3 separate regions of the Mus musculus genome follow, and regions 2 and 3 are each linked to region 1. The links are chromatin loops, found by intact Hi-C in ENCODE. Cell type or tissue: heart. All regions are shown on one strand.

The links. Hi-C counts contacts between places; a loop is a spot of excess contacts. Peaks named below come from ENCODE experiments on the same cell type or tissue, not always from the same donor. Only the 100,000 strongest peaks of a DNase experiment are listed, where the experiment ranks them.
Region 2: it touches region 1 in a loop (14-fold over the local background); 14 of 42 quality-filtered maps call a loop at or near these places.
Region 3: it touches region 1 in a loop (5-fold over the local background); 9 of 42 quality-filtered maps call a loop at or near these places.

Annotation. Positions count from the first base shown.
Region 1 is chr14:57,106,601-57,111,600 of GRCm38, reverse strand. It overlaps Gm32912 (a long non-coding RNA gene), which reads right to left. Exons shown (of 5, transcript XR_383459.4): 1 at 4,936-5,000; 2 at 4,503-4,643; 3 at 4,218-4,314; 4 at 1-270. Among named protein-coding and RNA genes, the nearest start is that of Gjb2, 4.4 kb to the right of the region's middle. In heart, a CTCF peak has its summit at 2,214 (motif pointing left); no DNase peak of the experiment used is centred here; H3K27me3 peaks cover 3,290 bases.
Region 2 is chr14:57,404,869-57,409,868 of GRCm38, reverse strand. No RefSeq gene overlaps it. Among named protein-coding and RNA genes, the nearest start is that of Cryl1, 8.9 kb to the right of the region's middle. In heart, CTCF peaks have their summits at 538 (motif pointing right) and 2,338; a DNase peak (open chromatin) is centred at 2,228; H3K4me3 peaks cover 636 bases; H3K27ac peaks cover 801 bases.
Region 3 is chr14:57,343,458-57,348,457 of GRCm38, reverse strand. The region is part of intron 3 of Cryl1 (crystallin, lambda 1); the gene reads left to right. Among named protein-coding and RNA genes, the nearest start is that of Gm23593, 12 kb to the right of the region's middle. In heart, a CTCF peak has its summit at 2,111 (motif pointing right); a DNase peak (open chromatin) is centred at 3,237; H3K4me3 peaks cover 736 bases; H3K27ac peaks cover 2,413 bases.

The sequences.
Region 1 (5,000 bases):
GGGTTATTGTTATTGTTTGCATGTGTGAATGAATGAATCACATAAGCATTACTTACAGGAATGTGGCTATACGTTTATAAGGTCACATGAACATGGGAGACTTACCAGTAGCTACTCCACTAAAGAAAATGCCGCTCCCTACCTCACCAACCATTAACTGCTGTGGATCCTCAGTTAGTGAAGGGGGGAGAAGTTTCACAGGATGCGCAGCAAGCAGAGAGCATCATGGTGGTGGTCACTGGACACGCTCACTTCTTGGGTGCCAGGAAGCTGGGGCGGGGAGAGAGGGAATGGAAAGGGAGAGGAAAAGGGGGAGAGGAGGCAAGGGAGAGGGGGAGGGAGGAGGCAAGGGGAGAGGGGTTAGGGAAGAGGGAGAGAGGGAGAGGAAGAGGGAAAGGGAGAGTGAGATGATCAATCCAGTGAGACTGGCTAGCCAATTGAGCTCCAAGGATCCGCCTTCTCCCCTCACTGGCTCTGGATTATAAAAGTCCGATGCCACAGCAGTATTTCACAGGTGCTGTGGATCCTAATCATGTCCTCAGGCTTTGATGGCCAGACTCTGCCCAGCTCTCTGATTCTTAACTTTGTTTCTATGTCTGTTGAAAGGCTAGATTGCTAACACACATTTATAAACCCAGGATTTGGGAGGCTGAAGCTGTAGAGGGAAGCACTATAATAAGTTCTAGGTCAGCCTGGTCTACACGGTGAGTTCCAGGTAGTCAGGGATGTCAAAATAAAGACTTGTCTTAGGAAAAAAGCAAGAAAGCATGCAAGAGGGAAGGAACTTCCTTCATGGACTCCTGCAATGAGATAAGCATGAAGCATCTTCGAGAGTAGGAACCCTCAATTCTGCAGAAATGATTAGCATACTAACCTGCATGGCTTTACACCCAGAGATTCCTTCGTGTGTGTGTGTGTGTGTGTGTGTGTGTGTGTGTGTGTGTGTTTCTATCACACAATCTAAACTTAGCCATGTTACATCTGCAACATCTTTTCCTTTGATAAATCATAAGCAAACACACACACACACACACACACACACACACACACACACACAAAACATCTTTCAAGGGGCTGGTGAGATGGCTCAGTGGGTAAGAGCACCCGACTGCTCTTCCAAAGGTCCGAAGTTCAAATCCCAGCAACCACATGGTGGCTCACAACCATCCGTAATGAGATCTGACTCCCTCCCTCTTCTGGAGGGTCTGAAGACAGCTACAGTGTACTTACACATAATAAATAAATAAATCTTTAAAAAAAAAAAAACATCTTTCAAAAGCCTAGCAAGAGGCCAGTTATGGTGGTACATACCTTTAATTCCAGCACTTGGGAGGCAGAAGCAAGAGAATCTCTGTGAGTTTGAAGCCAGCCTGGTCTACACAGAGAGTTCCTGAACATCCACAGCTACATAGACAGACTCTGTTTCAAAAAAAAAAAAATCCAAATCCAAATCTGAGCACCCAGTAGGCTGCGAGCTCATCACGGAATTGTTGGGAAAGATGAATGGTCCCTTCCAATGGCAATGCCAAGACTCTGCAAACTGCTCAGTGCCATTTCCACACCTGTAAGCTACATCCACACAGGATCCCCAAATTGCGATCAGCAATAGCCTAGTACACTAAACTTCTCCCCAATACATTCATTTCAAATCCAGGAGATGACCCAAATCTTCATCATTTGCTGTCTCTTCTCAGAGTTCAATTATCCAATGCAAACTTTCACACTGAAGGTGTCCAGGAAGAGGCTGAGAAGACGGTCCAGTGTGTAAGTTACTTTCTATGCAAGCAAGGCTCACCTTGGGATCCCCAGAACCTATGAAATCCCAGTGCTCCTACCGCAAAGTAGAGAGCAGGGACAGGAGACATCCTGGAAGCCCGCTGAGCAGCCAGCCTGTCTCAAACAAGGTAGAAGGTGAGGCAAGAAGAAGGGCACTTTACACCGGAACTGGTAGTCCATATGTGCAAATATCTCACAAAGCATTACCTACCCTTATTAAGAGCAATACATTCTGATATTCTCTTCTTTTTGTTTCATGCCTGCTTAAGGAAGAAGAGAGGGGATAGGAAAGAGGGACGGGGAGAGGGTAAGAAGAAATAAGTTTATTTCCCAGCCTCACTCCGGAGATCAAGAGGGCAACACTAAACTAGAAAAATAAAATGTAAGATTTTTCTCCCAATACAGGGCCTCTGAGCGAGTCTAAACAGTGCCATCTACTGTGCATACTGGGTATTGCAAGCTTTTGGGGTTTTGTGGCTCTGAGATTTATTTGCCCATCTTTCCTTTAAGGACATTTTCCCCCTAAAGCAGAAATTCCTCTCAAGCAGTTTAAGGAGAGTTTTAAGAGAATGACTACCACATAAGTTCTATTCTGAATCTTAAGACCAAATATTAGAGTCCTCGAAAGGGATTTGTGGTTTGCAGAACACACTGTAACCAGGGCCTTGGGAGCAAAAGCCTAACCATAGTCAGTGGTCCCCAGGAAACAAACCTTAAATTCAGACCACGGTAGACAAATGTTTAACACTGAATTACTATTGTCTATCAAATATAATATAACAAAGAACCAACAATCCATTGTCAATCCTGACTATATTCTAAAATAGCACATGAGGCTTCTTTCTTCCTTCCTTCCTTCCTTCCTTCCTTTCTTCCTTCCTTCCTTCCTTCCTTCCTTCCTTCCTTCCTTCCTTCCCTCCCTCCCTCCCTCCCTCCCTTCTTTCTTTCTTTCTTTCTTTCTTTCTTTCTTTCTTTCTTGGAGTTCCATCCCCCAGCTTGCTCCAAAAACAATTAAAAATAACATAGGGCACAATACCATTGTCGCAAAAATTAGAATACAGAAATCCCATTGGCTCCTCTGTGGATAATGGAGAATTTCCATGATGACTAGCCACTATAATACACAGAATTTAATATTTAGTAGGAAAGAATGTTTACTGCTGGTCAGCAGAGGCAGCTATGGTTGCTTCATTTCAGAGTAATCTATGTGTGCATTTGACACAAACATGTTTAAAAGAATCTCTGTAATTCTTCCATGGTCTGCTTAAATAACCACCGAAGAGGCACAGCAATGTGCCCGCAAGAGCCCCTGTTCATCCAGACATGGCACTGGGACTGGCCTCTTCCACCGTGTGTATGCAGCTGAGACATGGCCTCTTTGGTTTCACCAGAACACCTTATGTGTTAAAACTTTTAAAAATATAAAGTAGGCCGGGCGTGGTGGCACATGCCTTTAATCCCAGCACTCGGGAGGCAGAGGCAAGCGGATTTCTGAGTTCGAGGCCAGCCTGGTCTACAAAGTGAGTTACAGGACAGCCAAGGCTACAAAGAGAAACTCTGTCTCGAAAATAAAAATAAAAAGTACAAAATGGAGGAAACCTTGTCACTTACAGCAGGCTGGGGAGTGAATAAAGACACCCGGTCAGAGGTACAGCCTGCTATGCTGGCACTGAAGTCACAGGGCATTAATTCACACCATCCTAAGCCACACAGGAAGGTCAAGGCCAGCCTGGGCCGAAGAAGCTGACTCAAAACAAACAAAAGAACAACTGAAGTTGTGGTGAAAGCATATCCCATATAATAATCACCCACGCAGACTGGCAGGGCCCAGAGAAGCCATTTCTGCCATGGCATTCCACTATCAAATGTGAGGCATTATTAACTATCCAGGGAGCCAGAGGCCCTCCGGTTTCCAACGGCTATTTTGGGAAGAGCTGAATAGGATTTATTAATCACGCCCATAGGATTAATGGTTCAGTAGCAAACTCAGGAAAAGCATATAGAACCCAAGGGGCTGATGACAGGGGCTGACGTCTCTTCCAGAGGCGATCGATGGGCCCATCTTGCCTGGAAACTTGTCAAGTGGAAGGACAGGGGCTCCAGACACTCGCAAGCCTTTTCTTGTTCTGAAACATTCTCTGCCATCACCTACATTTGATTTATGAGTCAGAAATGTGAAGGTTGCGTTCAGAGCAACCTTCCCAGGATTCAAGAGATGGCCCCAGAAGGGAGCAGGCAAGCAGTCATCCATCAAAATGGCAAGTTGTATAATTTTATGGGTGTGGTTGTGCGTGTGTGCACACACAGACACACACAGACACACACAGACACACACAGACACACACAGACACACACACATATATATACAACTATATAGCAAACTATATAATAAACAACTATAGAATTAAGATACTAAGTAGCCTAAACATTAGCCGTTTTACCTCCTAAGGGCTTTCAGTATCACCAGGAAAGTCCAGCTGAGCAGTAACGAACGAGGGTTTATGTTCTCAGTATTGACCAGGGCAAAGCAGCCCTCACCTGTCCAGACACGTGAATGTGACAAGGTGCAGTGGTCAGCGATCCTCACTGGTTAATCATCAATAGCTGCTTCAGAGGCCCCTGCTCACCCCTCACCACGGTCTGGCCTTGCTGTTCCCTCCATTCACGGCCAACCTAGAAGATGCCGTGGGATTCTGCTTAAAGCCAAGTCAAAAACTATTCTCTACCTGGTTAGTTTCCACACATGACTGAGACAAAGGTGAGCGGATCCACTGCAGGTCCATGAGTCCTGTTCCCTTCCCGCTGTGTTCCCACTGGTACTGAGCTCCTCGTGGGCCCAAGCGTTGAAACAGGAAAACGTGGGGGAGCTGGGATGAAAAGAGTATGGTTTAGCTCCAGTGCTCACCTTACAAAGGCAACGTGCAACAAGGGGTACATAAACTCTTTCTTAAGATCTGCTAATCAGATGCACGTATAGCCTCATTTGAAGAGAATCTCCATCAAGCCCTTCCTAGCTCTTTTCTAGCTTCCTCTGTCCCCCTGTCCTCCCTTCTCCTCCCTTCTCCCTTCTCCTTGCCTCTCTTCCCCTCCCTTCTCCTTCCCTCTCCCCTCTCCCCCTCTGGAGAATACACATACACAAATAAATTTAGCATTTCTTACCCTAGAGGAGCCTCTGGTCTAGTTGGTGAGAAAACAAGAAACAAGGAGGGATGGCTGGAACAGAG
Region 2 (5,000 bases), 300 kb before region 1:
GATGAAATTTCAAGACCTATAAGTCATATAAAGTACTCAGAAATTGCTGGTTGTTTGTGAGCCTAGAGGCTGCCTGGGGCTGAGAAAAAAGAAAAACAAACCTGGGTATGCCCCGTAGTTAAAATATTCCTGGGAACAGCTTGACCATAAGATAAAGAGGAATGTGAGGACATAACAGGGCTATCTAAACTGAGTCAACAACTCACAGAACTCTGACACCCTGCACGTACATGTAATTTTTCTGCTGATGTTTGAATAAGCCAATAGTGTGTCGCTATGCTGAATTCCACACCCCTAAGCCCCTTACCCCATAAAAACCCCTAGCTTTCGCGCCTCGGGGCCGACATCTGTTATCTCCTGTGTGGGATGCAAGTCGGTCCGGAGCTCTGTAATTAAACGACCTCATGTAATTAAGGACCATCAAGATGGTCCTTTGTGATTTTTTGGGTGCACGCCAAATAGGGAATGGAGTGGGGGTTTCCCCACTAGGTTCTAACAATAGTAAAAAAAAAAAAAAATCGTCCAGAAGATGGCAGTAAAGTATCTTGGTTTTGTTTGGGAGAAAAAATACCCAACTTTGAATCTGAGGAGATGGCTCAGTAGGTGAAGTGCTTGACGCATGAGCTTGAGGATTTGAGTTTGGGTTACCAGGAAACATAAATGTCAGTTCAGGGATGTGTATGTATCCCTGGTGCTGGGGGCAGAGGTGAAAACTAGAAAAAACAAGGTAGAGAGTGATTGACTTCCACACTCAGGTGCACAGCTAGCTATACATTCACATGCACACACACACACACACACACACACACACACACACACACCTGAAAATGTGCACACAAAAATTGTGACAAAGTTTTGCTGATTAGGATTTGTTTCTTTAAAAAACAAAACGCTAAACATTATTATAATGAAAATATATCATAAATTGAGATCAGCCAGACTCAAAGTTTATCCATCTTAATGAGCTAGACCAGTGGTTCTCAACCTTCCCAATGCTGCAACCCATTAGTACAGTTCTTCATGTTGTGGTGACCTCCAACCATAACATTATTCATTGATACTTCATACTGCTGTGAGTTGAATTGGAAAAATTTGACCTGCCCGATATCTGATATTTGATGCCTATGAAAAGGTCATTTAAGACCAAGGGGTCACGACCCACAGGTTGAGAACCACTGTTCTACGCACTTAAAAATAGCCATTCTGAAGGTGTGGAGTCTACACTGGGTCCAGTATAACACGTGGAAGGGAGAATACAAAAGGGTGTATATTAGTTTGATGAGGAAGAACAGAATGCAGGCTAAGGCCACGTGGCCATGGAAGAGGACGTAAAGCTAGCTGGTTTTCTAGTTAGGATTCTGACATGGATTTGGAAGTAGTGGTGGATCAGGGTGCAAATGCCTAAATCCATAGATGCACAAGGCTTTTAAGTAAAACGAGTAGCAGTTTCGTAAAACCGATGCATATCCATCAGGTTATTTCCAGTACCCACAACAATGCCAACGCTGTGGGAATAGTTGTTACACTGATTGTTGAGGGAGCAGTTACAAGAGGAAAGTCTGTATGCGTTCCTTACAAATGTGGTTTTTTTTTTTTTTTTTTTTTTTTTTTTTTTTTCCAAAATATACACGCCCTTGTGCTTGGTTGGATCTGACAGTGTGAAGTGCTGACTATACCACTCACGACCACTCAGAGCTGTGGTTTGGGACACAGAGCGATGATCATATTTGACTTTGGAAAAATCTAAAAAGCAGAAAAAAAAAACTGCAGGGCTAAAAAAAAAAAAAGTAGCTGGGGTGGGGGTGGGGGTCGGGGGAAGAGTGGGGCAGGGGGCGGGGCTGTGAGTGAGTGAGTGAGTGAGTGCTTGCTCAGTAAAGACACCAAAGGCAGGGGATGTTGCTATGCTGAGATCAGCAAAATTCAGAGTTTTTAAAGTGAACCCAGATGAGGAACGCTTGGGAGCCCACTGGGATCATGTGACTCCAGTTCAAGAGGACAGGTTCACCTGGGTCAGCAAGACTCCCACAGGAGAGGGTGGCAAAGCAGGCCACCACCGGGAAGGGAGGCAAAGGGGCAAAGGGTTCTTCCCAGTCACAGGGGTTAGTTTAAATGCTCCGGAGAGTCCTTCTGGAGGTTTGGTCCAAGCGGTCAAGAGAGACTTGAATGTCCTTGGGATCCGGAAATCACAAAGCATCCAAAGCCCCTCCCTGTCCTCCAGCCTGACGTCAGACAGAGAGAGCCAAGCCATAGGAGAGTGCTGTGACAGAGGTGACTGAGAAAAGGCCTGAAGTCACACGACCCACCCTCTCTTTCCCTCTCCCTGAACTGCTGCCAGGGGGCGCAGGAGATTTAACCTCGAGACAGAGGCTGTATTTACAACTAAATTCCCTTAGGCGTCATGTTTATTCCCAAGTGTAGCAGGATGCTCAAGAGCCCACCCAGCTCTTTAAAGTCAGGGGAATCGGTTCCTGCCTTCATTTTTGAAAATAGGCAGACAAAAATAGAACTGAATCTTGACAGCCTGTTTTTCCAAGTATGACGAACATGTTGTACAGAGTTCTTGACACCATAGTCAGCAGCAGATGTTGACAAATGAGATCTATTAGATTATGTTCTCTCTCCCTCTCTCCCCCTCCTCACCCCCCTTCTCTCTTCAGTGTTTCTCTGTATGGCTCTGGCTGCCCTGGAACTCTCTCTCTAGACCAGGATGACCTTGAACTCACAGATCTGCTTGATGTGATTAAAGGAGTGTCCCACTACTGCCTGGCTGTAGTTTACTCTCTTAAGTAAGTTTTTTATTGTTATGAAACAGATATTTATGAGTCTTCAGGCGAAAAAAAAAACCCTTTTGAGATTTACTTATTTGATTTATTTTTCTTGTTTGTGTGTGGGTGTTTTGTCTACATGCATGTCTGTGTACTATGAATGCGCTGGTGTCCATAGAGGACAGAAGAGAGCACTGGATTCCTTAGGTCTAAGCTGATATTAGTTGTCATCTGGAGTTACAGATAGTTTGAGCTGACAAGTGGGTGCTGTGTGTTGTGGGAGAGCAGTCAGTACTCTCAACTGATGCACCAGCTCTCCAGCCCCTAAAAAAGCCTTACCACATATCCTACAGCTAACTTTTATCTGATTTTTTGATCACTTTAATAATACTATGATACACTAAAATGATGGACTATTTTGTTAATACAGTTTATATTTTTAGGGTCCCTGTCATCAACAAAATCATATTCTGTTCCCTCCCTTTCTTCTTTCCTGCTTCCCACCCTGGCGTGTCCAGGGTCTTACTTTATAGCCCAGGCTGACCTAGAACTAAAGTGCTGTGAACATGTTTTTATTTTTTTATTATGGCTTAAAGGTAAACCTTCTCTTTTTTTTTTTTTTTTTTTTTTTGTCCCATCATGTCGCTCAAGCTGCTCTGGAACTCCTGGGCTCAGGTGACTCTCCTGCCTCAGCCTCCTGAGGCAGCCATCACAGGCACCAGCCCGTGTTCCCGGCTTGCTTATTATGTTGAATTTTATTTCACCTCGACTTGTTTGGAAAGTAATCTTCGTTGTCTACTCTGGGGTTCAGGGCTTTGATTTTTTGTGTTCTGTAGGGCATGAGTAGAATAAACCACTTTGGAGCCACGAAGATTCCTGGTGGGAACGGTGTCCCCACCTGCACAGTGTCACTGTCAAACTGGAAAAGGAAACGAAGCAGGAGAGCTCTGAGTTCCTTCCCTTGGTTTTGGAAGTAAATGAGAGAAAGCAGGAGCATCATTGAAGCGTAAGCCTAGTATGTGCTTAGTAAGGAAAAAAGATAAAACATTTATTATTTTGTTGGAGACCAAACATTAAGCGTTTGTTAACAAACACATGTAAGAAAAAAAAAAAAAAAAAGGGTTGAGCGATTGAATGACCCAAACTTGAGCTTTGGTTATACACTGTGTGGTGCTGGTGACCAGCATCCTAGCAGCTCAGAGAAGAGAGGAGCCGTCATGGATGTAGTCATAGTTGCCAGGGGGAATGGAGTGGGCTATTTAAAAGGAGAGAAAGCTTCAGGTAATTTCTGGCAGAAACAGTCTGAGATTTGGAGAGGCTGTGGCTAAAGAGAGCTTCTTCAGCACCCCAGATCTCAGGGTGAAGGCATAGCTCAGTGGTAGGATGCTTGTCTACTATGTGCTAGTCCCAAGGATCAACTGCCCCCCCCGCCCCGTCTCCTCCTCTAGCCAAAATAAATGGAAAACAACAACAATAACAGCAGCAGCAGCAACAACAACAACAACAAAAACAGAAACAAAACCCTTAAGAACTGCCCAGACATTTTTCATTGCTTCAAATCTCATCTTCCCAAAGAGGCCTCTGCTAATCGTTGATTCCCAAACCATATTTATCGTGCCATTTATTTATCTAAACTTTGTTTAGTTTCTGTGTCTTTAATTAAAAGAAGCTTGGTGAAACTAAAGGTCTTTCTTTATTGGTCCTGGTTACCACTGTTCTCAAGGACTAGAATTGAGCTATCCAATACTGGATACACGCAGTTATTTGACTGAAAGTAGAATTAACTGAAGTATAATGGATTTCCTCAGCGACTTCAGTCATATTTAAAGTGCCAGTCCATACATGAGGCTGGCGAGTACCATATTGAAAAGGAATATTAGTCAGCTTTCAGTCACTTAGACAAAACACCCGAGGTGATCAGCTGTATTCGAGTTCATGATTTCACTGATGAACACTTGGCCCCACTGCTTTGGGCCTGTAGCAATAAAGCACGTTATGAAGGCAGCAATGATTAAGGAGATTGGTATACTTCATGGTGGCCAAGAAGCAAAAGGAAAGAGAACGAGGGCTGGGGTCCCAATGTGCCACCCATGATTGTTACTGTTCGTTTATTCAATGACCTAGTTTCCTCCAAGTCTCATCTCCTAAAGATTCTATCACCTCTCAAAAGTGCCACAGATTGGGGACCAAGTGTCCAACGTGTGGACACGTGAGAGATTCTTATGGTCCAAATTC
Region 3 (5,000 bases), 240 kb before region 1:
TAGCCGCCACCATGCCTCATGAGGGACCATGTGCAGCCTCCAATCAGGACTAGCTCTAGCTTTGAGCAGCTACATTCCAGTGTGTTTGCACAACCACAAAATAACCTCCTCACACAGCTCTCAGAAGTATGCCTGCCATCAAGTAACACATGACTGTATTAGGTTCTGTGAGCAAATCAGGGCGATTAGTCAGGGAATGAACAAAGGGACATTAAAGTCACAGGCCGGCAGGGTACCTGCTTTGCATTCCATCTGATTGCAGGGAAGGCCTGAAATGGCCAGCATGGTTGCCCTCCAGCAACTGTTTACCCCACAAGCCCCTCGGTGACGAAGGAGCTGGAGCAATGACCTGTGTGTCTTAGATTGTGTGATCTGCAGATCAGAAGGAAACTATTCCATGACTTTTTTTTCTCTTGTGGGCCTTTGCCTTCTGAGACTGAGAATGAAGCCCACATCCTGGGCAGGACTGTGGAAGGCAGGAGCTCTGTCTTAGTCTGGAACCCCAGGTGACAGTCCCCAGTGACAGTGAGCTGCCTTGGGGATGGGAGAGGAGGAAGCTAGGACTGGGGCATTGCCTCAGCTGGACCTGGGGACAGCCCCAGTTCTCTGATTGACATTCCCCAGGCTGGGCCAGCCAGTTTCTGGGAGAAATTTCAGGGCACTCTAGGATACAGACCACCCCTTTAAAAGGTATTGGTAGGTCAGGCTTGGTGGCTGTAATCTCTGCAACTGGGAGGTTGAGGCAGGGAGGTTACCACAAGTGCAAGACGGCTTAGACTACGCAGTGACTTCAGGGCCAGTGTACGATACGTGTAGAGGTCCCGTCTCAGCAAGCAAAGGAAACCAAAAATGTTGGTGATCCTCAAAGTCTCAGTGATAGAAAGAGGAAAACACATCTAATTCAGTTGTCCCCTAAGCCTTTAAACCCTTGCTATGTTTCTATCTATTTGCCCCCAGTTTCATGTGTACTGTTTCTATATGACCCATCACGCCAGGTCCTCACTGGTACAGTTTTCGGGACTGTTTCTGTAGTTAGTAAGTAGCACCATTCTTAGAGCCTCTGTTTCTTCTAGGGCCGTCCTTCTCAGCCTGTGGGTTGAGACCCCTTTGGGGGTCACATAGCAGATATTCTGCATATCAGGTATCTACATTACTATTCATAATAGTAGCAAAATTAAAAGTATGAAGTAGCAGCGAAATAATTTTATTGTTGAAGGTCACCACATGAAGAATGGTATTAAAGGGTCACGGCATTAGGAAGGTTGAGAACCATTGGTCTAGGGTCTTTGTAGCAGTCTACTTGTAAATACAGTGTCTGTGTGTACCATGCAAATATAGTAACCATAGAGGCTTGAAGAGGGCATTGGATCCCCTGAAACTGGAGTTAGCCACAGTTGTGAGCTACCATGTGGGTATTGGGGGCTCAAACCCAGGTCCTCTGGAAGAATAGCCAGCGCTCTTAATCACTGAGCCATCTCTCTAGCCCTGAAAGTAATGTTCTTATGGCTACTTCAGTACCTACTTTAGGGCTGCAGCTCAGAGGGAGAGAGTTTGCCTATTGTGGGTGACACCCTGGGTTTGATTCCCAGTTCCTCTGATTCCTAACAACAACCAAACCAAATCAGACCAGACCAGACCAGACCAGACCAGACCAGTACTGTGCTTCAAGCAATCACACTTGCCTTGTTATCTCCCCACAGCATCCTGCTAGTTACTGTTTAAAAGGGAATTTCATTAAAAACAGAATTTCTGGATGAACATTCTTGCCTGACTGGCTCTTGATACACATTGTTGGATAATATTTTATCTTCCTCTCCTCCTTTTAAAATTATTTCTTTTGTTTTTATTGTATGTGTATGTATGCTTTGCTTGCATGTATGTAGTCATACCATGTGCGTGCCTTCTGCTGAAGGAAGCCAGAAGAGGGCATCAGACCCTCTGGATTACAGATGGCTGTGAGCAACCATCTGGGTGCTGGGAAACGAAACAGGGTCCTCTGTAAGAGCAACCAGTGCTCTTAACTGCTGCGCCATCTCTTGAGCCCAAATTTTTATTGTTAAAGATTGTATTTATTTTATGTGGATCAGTGTTTGCCTGCACGCATGGAGGCCAGAAGAGGGCACCAGATCCCCTGGAACTGGAAGCATGGATAGTTGTGAGCCACCATGCCAGTACTGGGACCCCAACTGGGATCCCCTGCAAGAGCAAGTGCTCCTAACCACTGATCCATTTCTCCTGATCCCTCCCTCCTTTTTAGGAGCAATCTATTAGTGTGGCTGGATTTCAAGTTTTCCAGTATTGTACATACTGCTTTCTAAATGGATTAAATAAGACACTGTCCCAACATTGCCTCTTCCCCTCCCCCTTCCCCTTCCCCTCCCCTCCCCTCCTCAACAGAGTCTCATGTAGGCCAGGTAGTCCTCAAACTTGTTATATACCTGAGGCTGACCTTGAACTCCTGATCCTCGTGTTTCTACATCCCAAGTGCTGATATTACAGGTGTGTACCACCACACTCAACCCAACATTGATATTCTTACTTGCTTGCTTAATTTGCTCACACATATCTGTAATCCCAGCACTTGGGAAGCTAAGGTTGGAGGATCACCATTTTGAGGTCAGCCTGCTCTACACAGTAGGGCTGTGTATCAAAAACAAAACTAAAATAGAAACAAGCCTAATGACCTTGCTGTCCTCTGAGTTTACAACAGAAAGTCCAAATCTCTGAAAAGATCCCACAGAACGTTTTTAGAAGGATAGAACAGTGAATTTCTGGTGTGGGGTTTTGACTTTGTGCTAGTTATATCATATTCATTATGGTCTACAGATTATAGGTTGTTCAGCTAATGCTTAAGGTAAAAGTGAATAGGCATCTATTTTTTTTTTTTTAAATAAAAGTATGTTATATGGAATAAACAAATTCAGGAAAATAGTTGATTTTATCATCAGGCTAGAACACACAGGATGCCAGCAAGGGTGGTCACACCATGCTTCTGCAAGTGCGCACGCGCGTGCACACACACACACACACACACACACACACACACATATATTCAATGCTGAAGACCAATCCTAGGGCCTCATGCGTGCTGCTACGTAAGCACTCTGTCTGGAGGCACTGGTAGTTAAAGCTGCACAAACATGGAGGGATTTAACCAGTGCCACATTTGCCTCCGTGTATTTTTCCCTAAGTGTTCGCATTCACGGTTCTCGCTGTGTGGCTGCCGTTTGCCAAGTCCTTTAGATCCCGTGTTCTGTGCTGAACACAACAGGGACTCTGCCTGTTTAAAAGGAAGACGAGGAACTCTTGCCAGCGGCTTAATATTGATAAGAGACCTGGGGCAGACCTCCGTGCTGGGCCGATACAGGAACCGCCGGACTCTGGAGTTTGGGTGGCTCGTGAGAAGTCGTCCATCTTTGTTTGTTTGGTTTTCCTGGCCCTTAGGCTTCCTGCCACTCACCCTGTTGTTTTAGCCCCCCGGGGACTGTATCTGCTGACTCTGCACCGCTCTGGCTGTTTATTTTCATTTGAAAGTTGATGTCCGCAGACTGAAATGCTGTGGGTGGGTGGGACCAAAAAGACTTCTTTCAGTTGGCGGCTTCCCTTTTTTGAGTGGTTGTGCTGTCTTCCTATCTCTCAGAAGCCATGACAGTTGGTCGCTCACACCTGGGACACAAGTCACTGAGACTGTCCTGGATGAGCCCTGCCTTCTCCTTGCCCTCGGTGGGCAATGCCGTGTGTACAGGGAACTTCAGAGAAATCTCCCTGCGCTTGGTGGAAGGTTGGGACGAATTCTATTGAGAGCAGCTTTAAGTCCTTCAATTCCTTTAGTTAATTTAATTCCTTTAATTGAATGTACTCAGCATGTCAAGGCACTGTACTTTGGGTTTTATTGTCTGAACTCAACAGTAGCCTAATCTGAAGTTGCTGGGAACTGAAAAATAAAATTTCATCTGGGGCTGGGGGAACAAGGGTGGTACTGGTGTAGGAAAAGGGCCAGGAACACTCAATTCCTCCTAAGTTTTCCTGTTTTTCCTTTTCCTTCCTCAAGCTAAACCTTGAGATACATGTTTTAGTTGTAAAAAAATTCCTAGTTATAGTCACTTACGCAAATGAGGATTCCTTCCATGCATCGATGGTGTGTATTGTTCCCAGGGCTGGGTCAAACTGCGGACCACAGAACTTTGTCTCCCCTAACCCTTCTGCTTTCATTAATCAATGGTGGAATGTGAACTGTCTTTGTAACTTAGCCATCCTAGAGGAGTTCACTGTTGCCCCTGCAGCTGAAGAAAGCAGGGATCATGGGCACCACGTAATCGCTCTTGGATCCTCAGCTGAGCCCCGAATCACCATGCATGAGGACTTGAATAGACACAGTTATGGCAGAAGGTGGAAGTAGAAAATACCATCAGTTTCTAATAATTCTATTATGCCACGCATGGCTGTGTGTGCCTATCAGCCTACACTTGGGAGGCTGAGGTAGGAAGATCTTAAATTCAGAGTCATCCTGGGCCATATGGTAAGCTAGTCAGGGCTACAGACTGAGACACTGTCTTAACAAAACAAAACACCAAATTAAAAGAAAAAAAGCAACTCCCTAAACTCTATTGTCTGTCTCAGTCCTTAACTGGGATAGTTTCTGATAGCAACTGTCACATCCGACTGTCGTCAGGACCATTTATGGTGCGATCCTCTTTGTGCTGGATGCTTTTGTTGATGTCTTCCCCAACCCACAGGCAGGGAATCCCTTCCCTAGAGATTAAGAAACTCGCGCACGGAAACGGAGCGGGGCCTTTCATTAGAGTCCCTGTGAGTGAGTGGCAAGAAGTGTCTCTCTTTCTTACAAACAATGAACCTGGTTGTGGTACTTTCCTGAGAAGACATTAGACTATGTGGGAGTCATTGTTCTGCTGACTAAACAGTGATAAAATGAGAAACGAAATAACAATTACCTCAAGACAGCTACCTCACATGCCGCCCTCGTATGCCTTTCTTCTTCT